Linked DNA regions of Homo sapiens: regions 1 and 2 are each linked to region 3. The links are chromatin contacts, found by Hi-C or POLR2A ChIA-PET in ENCODE. All regions are on one chromosome and are shown on one strand. The core of a region is the stretch at or near the end of the contact, and the rest is flanking DNA. Distances in the headings are between cores, read along the strand shown. Region 1 overlaps PCAT29 (prostate cancer associated transcript 29). Region 2 has its middle 120 kb from the start of LINC00593. Region 3 has its middle 37 kb from the start of DRAIC.

What was found. Hi-C counts contacts between places; a loop is a spot of excess contacts on that map. ChIA-PET counts read pairs that join two places held with the same protein, here RNA polymerase II (POLR2A). Pooled maps may share reads with other maps.
Region 1: a loop to region 3 is called in a pooled map, with 2.5 times the contacts of the local background. The contact joins two enhancer-like sites. A Hi-C loop is called at or near these places in 5 of 168 maps with a recorded cell type or tissue (Caco-2, aorta, ascending aorta and 2 more) and 11 of 50 pooled maps. POLR2A ChIA-PET finds 5 or more read pairs at or near these places in 1 of 52 experiments (WTC11).
Region 2: a pooled map shows a loop between it and region 3 (4-fold over the local background). The contact joins two enhancer-like sites. A Hi-C loop is called at or near these places in 7 of 168 maps with a recorded cell type or tissue (A673, GM12878, HAP-1 and 4 more), 17 of 37 single-sample maps with no recorded cell type and 14 of 50 pooled maps.

Annotation. Positions count from the first base shown.
Region 1 is chr15:69,666,826-69,670,006 of GRCh38, reverse strand. All of the region lies in intron 1 of PCAT29 (prostate cancer associated transcript 29), which reads right to left. Among named protein-coding and RNA genes, the nearest start is that of PCAT29, 76 kb to the right of the region's middle. RefSeq lists enhancers at 943-1,022, 3,101-3,181. Within about 2 kb of position 1,691, at least 9 of the 41 ENCODE cell types and tissues checked have a DNase peak (open chromatin) inside an H3K27ac peak, as active enhancers do.
Region 2 is chr15:69,712,716-69,715,653 of GRCh38, reverse strand. No RefSeq gene overlaps it. Among named protein-coding and RNA genes, the nearest start is that of LINC00593, 120 kb to the left of the region's middle. Within about 2 kb of position 1,318, at least 4 of the 41 ENCODE cell types and tissues checked have a DNase peak (open chromatin) inside an H3K27ac peak, as active enhancers do.
Region 3 is chr15:69,523,720-69,526,655 of GRCh38, reverse strand. No RefSeq gene overlaps it. Among named protein-coding and RNA genes, the nearest start is that of DRAIC, 37 kb to the left of the region's middle. RefSeq lists an enhancer at 1-462. Within about 2 kb of position 1,660, at least 4 of the 41 ENCODE cell types and tissues checked have a DNase peak (open chromatin) inside an H3K27ac peak, as active enhancers do.

The DNA of each region.
Region 1 (3,181 bases), core at 442-2,941, 140 kb before region 3:
TGTGGCCTGGAATCGTCAGGACAGGTTTCCTAGAGGAGCTGGGACCTGGGCCTCCACTGGACTTGCTGCGTCTGATCTCAAGCAGAGCTGAAGGTGTCATTATTTGCCAAGTACGCCATTGTTCTGAGATTCAGTTTCCTCATTTGTAAATGGAGATAAGCATAACTAATTTACCAACAGATCACACACACAGAGCTGTCCAGCAGGATGGAAGGAAGCGAGGAACCCAGAGATTTGGGTCCAGTCAGAGTTCTGCCACTATGGTGTTACCCTAGGCAGGTCACGTTTTGTCTCTATGATTTTGTCTCCTCATCTGTGAAATGGGAATTTTTTATTTTGAAGTCACTAGGTGAGTCACTTCACCTCCCTAGAAGTTGCTTCCTCATTGGTAAAATGCCTGGTTGTAGCTCTCCACGTTTTTTTCTCTTGGGTTTAAAGCCCCTGTGGCTTGGATTCTAAGCTAGGGCCCACCCTGTCCCCATACCCTCTCCACCCACCATGCCAGCCAAGACAATACACCCTTGGGGAACCATGTTCAGGTCCAGAGAGAGAACAGAAATGCTTCTGGGCCATATCCTCTTTCCAGATGGCCTTTAAGAGAAACAAGAGGCACAGGTAACAAGGAGGAAGAAACTGACCTTGAAAACACTATGAAACATAAGCCAAACTCTCCCAGATAGCTGCTGGCAGGGTCCCCCCACCCCGGCCCCCATCAGCTACAGAGGCACTTCAGAGCACTTCCTGTCTCATTTGGGGCAGGGCTGGCCAGGATGCTCGTGCAGCCCAACCCCAGCCTGGGTAGGGTGCTCTGACCACAGGCCGGTCACATGTAAGGGCAAGCAGAGGACTATTTTTGATCAGTGGTTAGGAGCCAGTGGCAGGTGACAAAACATGGTGAGCGTGAGCAGCCACAAGTGGGCCCTGGGCTCCTGGGCATGGAACTCTCCCCACTCTTGGCTTCCCACTTCCTGGGGTGCATTTCTCTCTTACAGCCCCACCCCACACCACCACCCTCACTCAGTGGCAAACTAAACACTGTCCCTCCTAGCCAGACAGGGGTCTACACCTGGGACACCGTCAGTGGGGTGTTAGGGTTAGGTTGTTTGCCAAGTTCAGGATTGGGACACTCAGCTTTGAGCACCTCCTGCTATATGGAGGGCTCCTCAGAAGGGGAGGTCTGGAGACTTACGGCCTAATTTCCCTAGTCTCTAGAACAGAGCTCCACTTCCTAGGGAGCTTTCTCCAGTGCCCTCCCCACCATTTCCTCCAATATCACCTTCTTCTCAGGAGGAGGGGAAAAGGCCACAGGAGGAAGTAGAGGAGGGTGGGCAGGAGCCAGCTGGGGGATCAAGAGGGATCAGATGAGCACAGAGCCAGCTGATGGGGCTGCACACACCAGCCTCACCCTCTTTCTGCCTCTTCCCTCCTCCTCCTTTCTTCCCCTCATAGACGATAACTGAGCAGCTGCCATGTGCCAGCCCTGTCTGAGTTCCTGCGTATGCACATCTGCCTCACACTCAGACTCTGCACTCTGGCCTGCTCTCCTGCTGAGGCAGAGGGACCCTGTGGCGAGGGAGAGCAGAAAGAGCTCCTCAGCCTATGAAACTGGCCACTACCACAATTTTAGAAATGTGGTCACTGAGGGCCTGAAAAAAAGCCTTGCCCAAAGGCAATCCTCTTGGGACCAAGGCTCCTGCCTGCTGAGGCTGACGAGGTCCTGGCCAGGCAGCACAAATTCCATGCAGGGATGTCCCTGGGGCCCCTGCTGTGCACCCAGCACTGTGTTGGACTGTGGGGACACGGGGTGAGTCAGGCCTGATCTGGGGATGGGGACACAAACACACACAGAGCCAACTCACTCCTTGGTGCCTGAGGAGAAGCCCTGGCGCTGGAGGCACTTAAGAAATGCCCAGTGACCTTTCACACCACAGAGGGCACAAGCCCCCTGAGGTCCAGGGTACCATTGGCTTGCTCTGCCCTGTACCTGCATGTCAACATGGAGCCAGGAGCTGACCTCTGTTTTTGAATCATTAGCTCCTGAGTTGAGGGAATGTGGAGGAAGTGTCTGGGGGTGGGAGTCCAGACACTCATTCAGCGGCTGAGTGGCCCCTGTTCCACTTGGCAGCCCTAACTGCCCCCTCCCCAGCTTCCCCCTTTCCCAGCACCCTCCCACCAGCACCGTCCTGGGCTCCTGTTACTCAGGGTTCAAAAGACCGGAACACGAGCGATGGAATGTCAGGACAGGAGGGCAGAAGAGGGATTCAGGATAGACTAGGTCCTGCAGGGCCCCCACCCCCACCATGTGGCAGCCCAAGGGTATTGACAAGCCTTATGGTGAGCATCCCAGTGCTGAGGTCCAGAGAGGTACAGTGCCTTGCCCAAAGTCACACAGCAAGAAGGGACAGCAGTAGGCCCAGAGCCCCAGTCTCTGCTCTCATCTCAGACTCCACCCACTCTTGCACGCAGGTGGCTTCCCCAGCTGGTTCCACACGCTGGGTGGATGTCCAGGCCTAGCGTTCCTACAGCTCAGAGAGTGCCTGGTCGGCGGGGGGGGGGGGGGGGCGGGAATGGGAGGGTGCAGAGGGGGAACAGGAGAAAACAGAAAGTGCCAGTGATTCACATTTCAAAATGTCGTGTTATTCCAGGCGCTTTCTCGCTTTGCCACCACCTTCATCCACCCCCCACTTGCCATCTTGAGAACCGGCTGCAGGGTGGCTGGGGCGGGGGGAGGAGGAGGCTGAGACCATCATCTAAGGAAGCTGTGTTTCCACCCTGCCCACTGAGAAGCCCGAGGGTGAATGAGCAGTCGGATGAGCACCGAGCTGGGAACCAAGGGGCCTGGGTGCCAGCCCTGGCTTTGGAATTGGTTGTTGTGAGACCCTGAGCAAGTCCCTAGGCCTCTCTCTACTTCCTTTACATACTTCCCCAGCACGTAAAATGGGGAAGTGGGAAGAGTTTGTGGCTCCCACGACTAGTTGCATATCAAAGCAAAACAAAACAGATTCTTGGACTGCATCCCCAGAGATTCTGATTCTATATGTTAGAGATGAGGCCTGGGAGTCTAATTTTAAAGCATACCCCTAAACCCCACCCAACCTGGTGATTCAGTGCAACCAGTCTACCGAGGCGCGGTTAGAGAGTTCCTGGCTATATGCTTCCACGCGGTTTCCAATCATCTCCA
Region 2 (2,938 bases), core at 69-2,568, 190 kb before region 3:
GTGCCATCTCTCCCAGTCTGCCATTTCTGAGTAGATCTCAAGGTATGCTATTACAGAAACAGTCAACTCTGCAAAGAAAAGGAGACCAGCAAGGTAATGAAAATGAACCATCCATGGCAATGGGGATCTCAGGGGTAAGGAGGGGCCTCTCCTTGCTGCCATTCACTACAACAAGTAGCTCTTGCATGGCAGTCTGTGTTGGAGTTTGTCACGCACGAGTGGCCAGGCTCTTCCACCCACAGTGCCCACATGCTAATGTGATGAGGACAAGGTTGGTATGTAGAGTGTTCCCAGCCTCCCCACCATCTTTTCCAACACCATGTTTGCTACCACCCACCACCAAAATTGTCTTCCTTGCCTGCTCCATTTCTCCTCCCCCAGCTCTCAAAAAAGAGTTCCATCTTGGCCATCCAGGTTCCCAGGATGGGGAGGATGGGGAGAGATGGGCAGTGTTGCAGAGACAGGAGGGAAGGGGTAGTATTCTGGTTTGCTAGGTCAGTTCCTGACTTCTCCTTTGTAAAAAGGAATTTGGGTCAGAAGTAAACTAGAAAGAAAACTAAAGAAGAGTGGAGTCAAGGAGGAGAAAAAGGAAAAGAAAATGAAAACACAGATGTTAAGCCCATCTAAATAATGGAGATATGGAAGAACCAAAGGGAGATGGCACAAGAGATTGACTGGATATAGGAGAGTTTGGAGTGTTTCGTAGAGTGGATGTTTTTTGAAGCATAAGGAAATGAGACAGAGAACTAAAAGCAGGTCTCATTCTTTTCATTCCTTTGAGAGATGTGCATAAAGATTGAAAATCTCTTACTTTCTTTTGGTTATTGGATTGTGCTTCTTTGACTATAACTTAATGTAGAGACTGGGTCACAAGGACTCCCTGCATTCACTCAAGTTACATTAATAAAAATTCAAAACTGAATGAGTAGCATATTCTTAGGGCTTGAAAGGCAAAAGCATAAAAATCAAGAAGTGGCCATAACTTCTCAGAAAGGTATTAATAAGCTTTGGTAATTTTGGGAATGACAAAGAATGAGGAGAGGAATGTGCAGCAGCAACCGCAAGAAGCCCCTCTTCCCTGCCCTCCGAGAGCTCGGCGGGTTTTCGATGCTTGTCTTCCACTGAGGTCACCAGGTCTGAGCTCCATTTCCTGGGCACACGCTGACTAAGGAGTAGCTCCTCCCTCGCTCTGTTCATTGTACCTCCACTTGTGGAGGCCACGGTGACATTAGCTCTGTTGGCTACCACATCCCACCGTTGACTCATATGAAACTTCCTGTCAACTAAAAACCCAACACCTTTTCACTTGTGCTGTTGACCCAGGTATCCCACATCCTGTGTGTGTCTGGTGAGCATCTGAGCCCCAGTGTGAGCAAAGGTCTCTATCACCTTGCATCTTGGTGTGCAGTTATTTTGGCCCAGTGTTAATTTCAGTCCTCTTCAGACCTGCCTCTCACCTTCCTGGTATTGTCCATCCCTCTGACCTTCCCACTTGCCCCTCGGTGATAAGACAGTTTAGTGCCACATGTGACACAGAGCCCCAGCCTTCAGATCCCAGTCTGGATGCCAAATCTTATTGCATTAATTGCTGTGAGACCTTGGGCAAGTTGCTTGCCCTTGGTTACATATTTATTTCCTGGTCTGTGAAAGGGTAATACAACCTCTCTTACAGTCAGGCTGTGAGGGATAAGATAAATAAGCTTTGTAAAATATTGGCAATAGTTGCTGACACAGGAGTTTCTCAATAAATGTTCACCCTTCCCTCACCTATTTCATTCCAGTCATTGATAAAAGGGCTGAATAAGATATGGCCAAAGACAGAGTCCCTTGACATGCCACTAGAGACCCTCATCTAGGCTGATGTAGTTAGATTTATCCATTCCATTTGGGTATGGCCCTTTAACCGGTTCCTAATCTATTGAATTGCACTAGCATCCAGTCCTAACTCTTCACCTTGAGATGCGCATGAGACACCTTGCCAAATATCTTGCTCAAGTCCAAACAGATCACATATTTCTCACTTGCCTGTCTAGAAATCCAAAAGGGCAAGTGGGAGAGCCCAGGTGTGGGAATCACAGCGTTTCAGCCACAGTAGTGGGGAGGAGTGGGGTGGGCACAAGTCATACTTTATATTTGATTGCCAGAATGTTGGGCTCCCAGAGAGAAGCCCTGTTTCCCAGCAATGTGCCAGGTAGGCAGACAAGGCAAGAAGTATGACCAAGTATATTCTGTTGCCCAGGAGCTGGCCCAGAGGAGGTGGAAATGTGTGCTGAACTAGGACTTAGGGACCAGAGTTCTAGTCTTACAGTTACTGGGTGACATCAGGCAATCTTGTAACTTCCTGACCTGTTTCAGCTCAGCCACACTGAGCAGATCCTCACTATGAACTATGCCCCTTTAGCCCTTAACTGTTTGCCCAGTTCCTCCCTAGGCTCAGGAAATGGAAGTATTTGACCTGCTGGGTAGTACACATATCCCAGAGTGAGGGTGATGAATACATGGCAGGGTTCCAGGGAGTATAGGGAGCTATACCAAAGGCACAGCAGCTCTTCCTAGAACAGTGGTTAGTTAGAGAATTGCGATGTGCATACACACTTATGCATACCCACACACAAACATACATGCACACGTGGATATGCTGTGGGAAAGAAATAGATTTCCTTAAATTCTGCACGCATTTTTAAAATAAAGCCTGAGATTTCTGAGATATTTTCTATCTGCCACTGGCATATGACCCCTCAACCCTATGGGTACAACATCACCTTCCCGACATTTGAAAGTCACCCTGCTGGGCAGAAGGGGCCCTAGAGGCTATCTTGGATACATGAAGACCAAATGGCTGTTCTTGGCTTCCTTGGTGCTCAAGAAAAAGTCCAGCCACTTCCTGTTTCAAGAGCTGCCCCTTTCTCTAGGGCACACTGCCCCTCCGAGTACCTGT
Region 3 (2,936 bases), core at 411-2,910:
CTGTTTACAAATAATGGAACCCCAGACTAACAATGAATTAAGGGTTCTTATCAGCTCATGTAACAAAAAGTCCCAAAATAGGCAACCCAGGGTTGGCTGGGCAGCTCACTAGCTCACATCACCAGGAATCCAGATTCCATGTCTCCGCCAGTTTCACCACAGTGGCTTCTGCCCTCAGTCTTGCCCCTCCTGGTTCCAAGACAGCTGCATGACAGCATATTAATCATCTACTGCTGAGTAACAAACGACCCCAAAACTCAGTGGCTTAAAAAGGCAATAAACAGTTATGATCTCACACGGCTGCTGCAGATGAGGAATTCTGGCACCACGTGGCTGTTGGTTCTGGCTTGAGGTCCCTCATGAGGCGGCAGTCAAGATGCTAGCAGGGCTGCAGCCATCTGAGGGCTGGACTGGGACAGGAGGATGCACTTCCAAAAAGGCTCGCTCACTCACACAGCTGGCGGGCTAGGGCTGCTTGCTGGCAGGGGGCCTCAGCTCCTCCCTACGTGGGCCTCTCCGTAGGCTGTTTGGGTGTCCTCATGACGTGGTGGCTGGCTTCCCCCAGAGTCAGACAGCCGCGAGAGCAAAGCTGAAGCACCAATGTCTTTTATGGCCTTTCCTCGAATGTCACACACTTTCACCTCTGTTACATTCTCTTCATTGAAAGCCAGTCGCTAAGTGTGGCCCACGCTCAGCAGGAGGGGAAATGGGCTCCACCTTTGGAAGCAAGGTCAAAGAATTGGGGGACTTTTTAACTATAACAAATAGTGCCCACACTGGAAGAGAGAAACTCAAGCAAAAGTTTCCTCCCTGCTCTGCCGCCATCGGAGAGAAAGTTTTTCCCAGAAGTCATCGGCAGTCTTTCCCTTAGGTGTAATTGGCCAGAAATGAGTCACATGCTTACCTCTAGACCAATCACTGACAAGGGAAACAGACGCCCATGGCTGGCTTAGACCAATCATGAGTCTTCCTCTGAGATTGGGCACATTTCTGACTTAACAAAATTAGGTTTCGGGTAGCAAGGGAGTAGGGGGAAATGGCCGTTGGGTGGGTGGGCAGGAGTGTCAGCCATGTTGTTCTATTGAGTGGGTAACTGGGAAAAATTAGATGCTGAGGTGGTGATAATCCACAAATAGGAAACCTGGTCATTTATTAACTGCTTTCCATACTATCAGCTAGAAATGAATCCGTTCCAGGATCTGCTCTGTAAAAAGGGTCTGCTCACTGTGGTTGGCGTTTCATCCCTTCGGGCCGTCTGGTTTTAGACTCAGAGGACTCGGCTTAGAGTCCGCGTCTACTATGTGTTGCCTGTGCAGCCCCTAGAAGTACCTTCTCTGAGCTTCAGTTTCCAGCTGCATACACAGGGGATGATCATCGCTACTTCACAAGGCTCTTAGGACTACTGGAATATGCTTTGTAATTCATCTGGGGTTAAGGCCATGTGCATTCTGATCATTGCTGTTTGCCCTGGGTTTGGGGTGAGAGGCCAAATACCACCAGAGGGTTTTTTGTCCCCTCTTTCTTTCCATCTCTAATTTCCAATACACAGTGCCAAAAAAAGAGGAGAACTGAGCACAGAGGCCAAATCCCCAGCATAAAAACAGTGGTGCCATTGTAAACGCCTCCAGCGATTGCGCCCCACCCAGCTGAGGAAGCCCCATTCCCAGCCCCACTTAACAACGTGCGGCCTGATTTAATATGAGCAGCTGATCTCATTGCTTCCATAGCAAGTTTAATTTGCTGGGAAAGCGAGTTGGTGAGGTTCTAATAATGCAGAGCCGCAAATAATACCAAAGAGAGTTTGCATTATGATAACTTTCCAATTAAAATGGATTAATGGAGGAGAAACAGCAGCAGTAGTGTCTAGACAACATATTACTGAATCCTTGGAGAGGGAGATGGAAAGGAGTTGGGGGAACAAGCGGCAGCAAGATAAACAGGTGAACTTTATAAGTTGGAGGCACACTTGTGTGGGTGTGACGGGAAGTACCAGGGAGGGCTCCTTACCCCTGGTGCCCCATCAGTTACAATACCTGGACTTTGCACCATTTGAGAAAACCAGTCTTTTAGGACCCAGAGGCCTTTGGTCTTTTGGATTCCTTATTAAAATGCAAACAGCACCTTCCGTTTCCTCGGCTGACCTTACAGCTGGGATTAGCCTGCAGCTACTGGAGAGCAGACTGTGTGACTGTGCGACAGAACAGAGGCCCCGGCTGAGCCTTGGAAGACCCACATCGACCAGGTGTTGACACCTGTGGTGTTCTTGTCAGGGCTTCACTACAGGACTCAAAACAAATCCTCCATAACTATGCTAGTAACCCCCTGACCTCTGACCACTGCTGAGTGATCCAAGGGGTCCATCTAGAACCTCTATCCCAGCAACCTGAATTTTAGACCTGAGAGATACAGGGTCTGGGCTGGACTGGGGCTAGTGCTCATCCCTGAGAGCAGGTTCAGGACAGAAAGAGCCACAGACTGTTGCTGCCAATCTTGAGCTACCCCGGGCCCCACCCATGGAGGCCAAATTAGTTGATTTTCTTGCCATTCTGTGAAATCCCCCCAGGATCCATGTTCCTCTCCTTTGCTTAAACTGACTAGACATTTCTGATGCCTGCAAACAAAAGAGCTTTAATCTATCACTTCTTACTTGTGGGACCTGGTGAAAGTCATTTAACCTCACTGAGCCTCTGTTTTCTCTCCTGTAAGATGGGAGATACACACATCCCCACCTTGCAAGGTTGGTTGCCTCCTGTATTGGTAACATGATGTGTTAGGGTTAGATCACCATTTAAGTCCCTCTCAGCCCTGAAGTTCGGAGATCGTAGAAGTAATCCTTGAGGGATAGGGGAAGAGGCTGGCTGGACCACAGAGGCCAGGAGACCAAGAAGCCCAAGGACCTAATTCCACCAGCATCAGTAACTTGCAGGGCATAATAA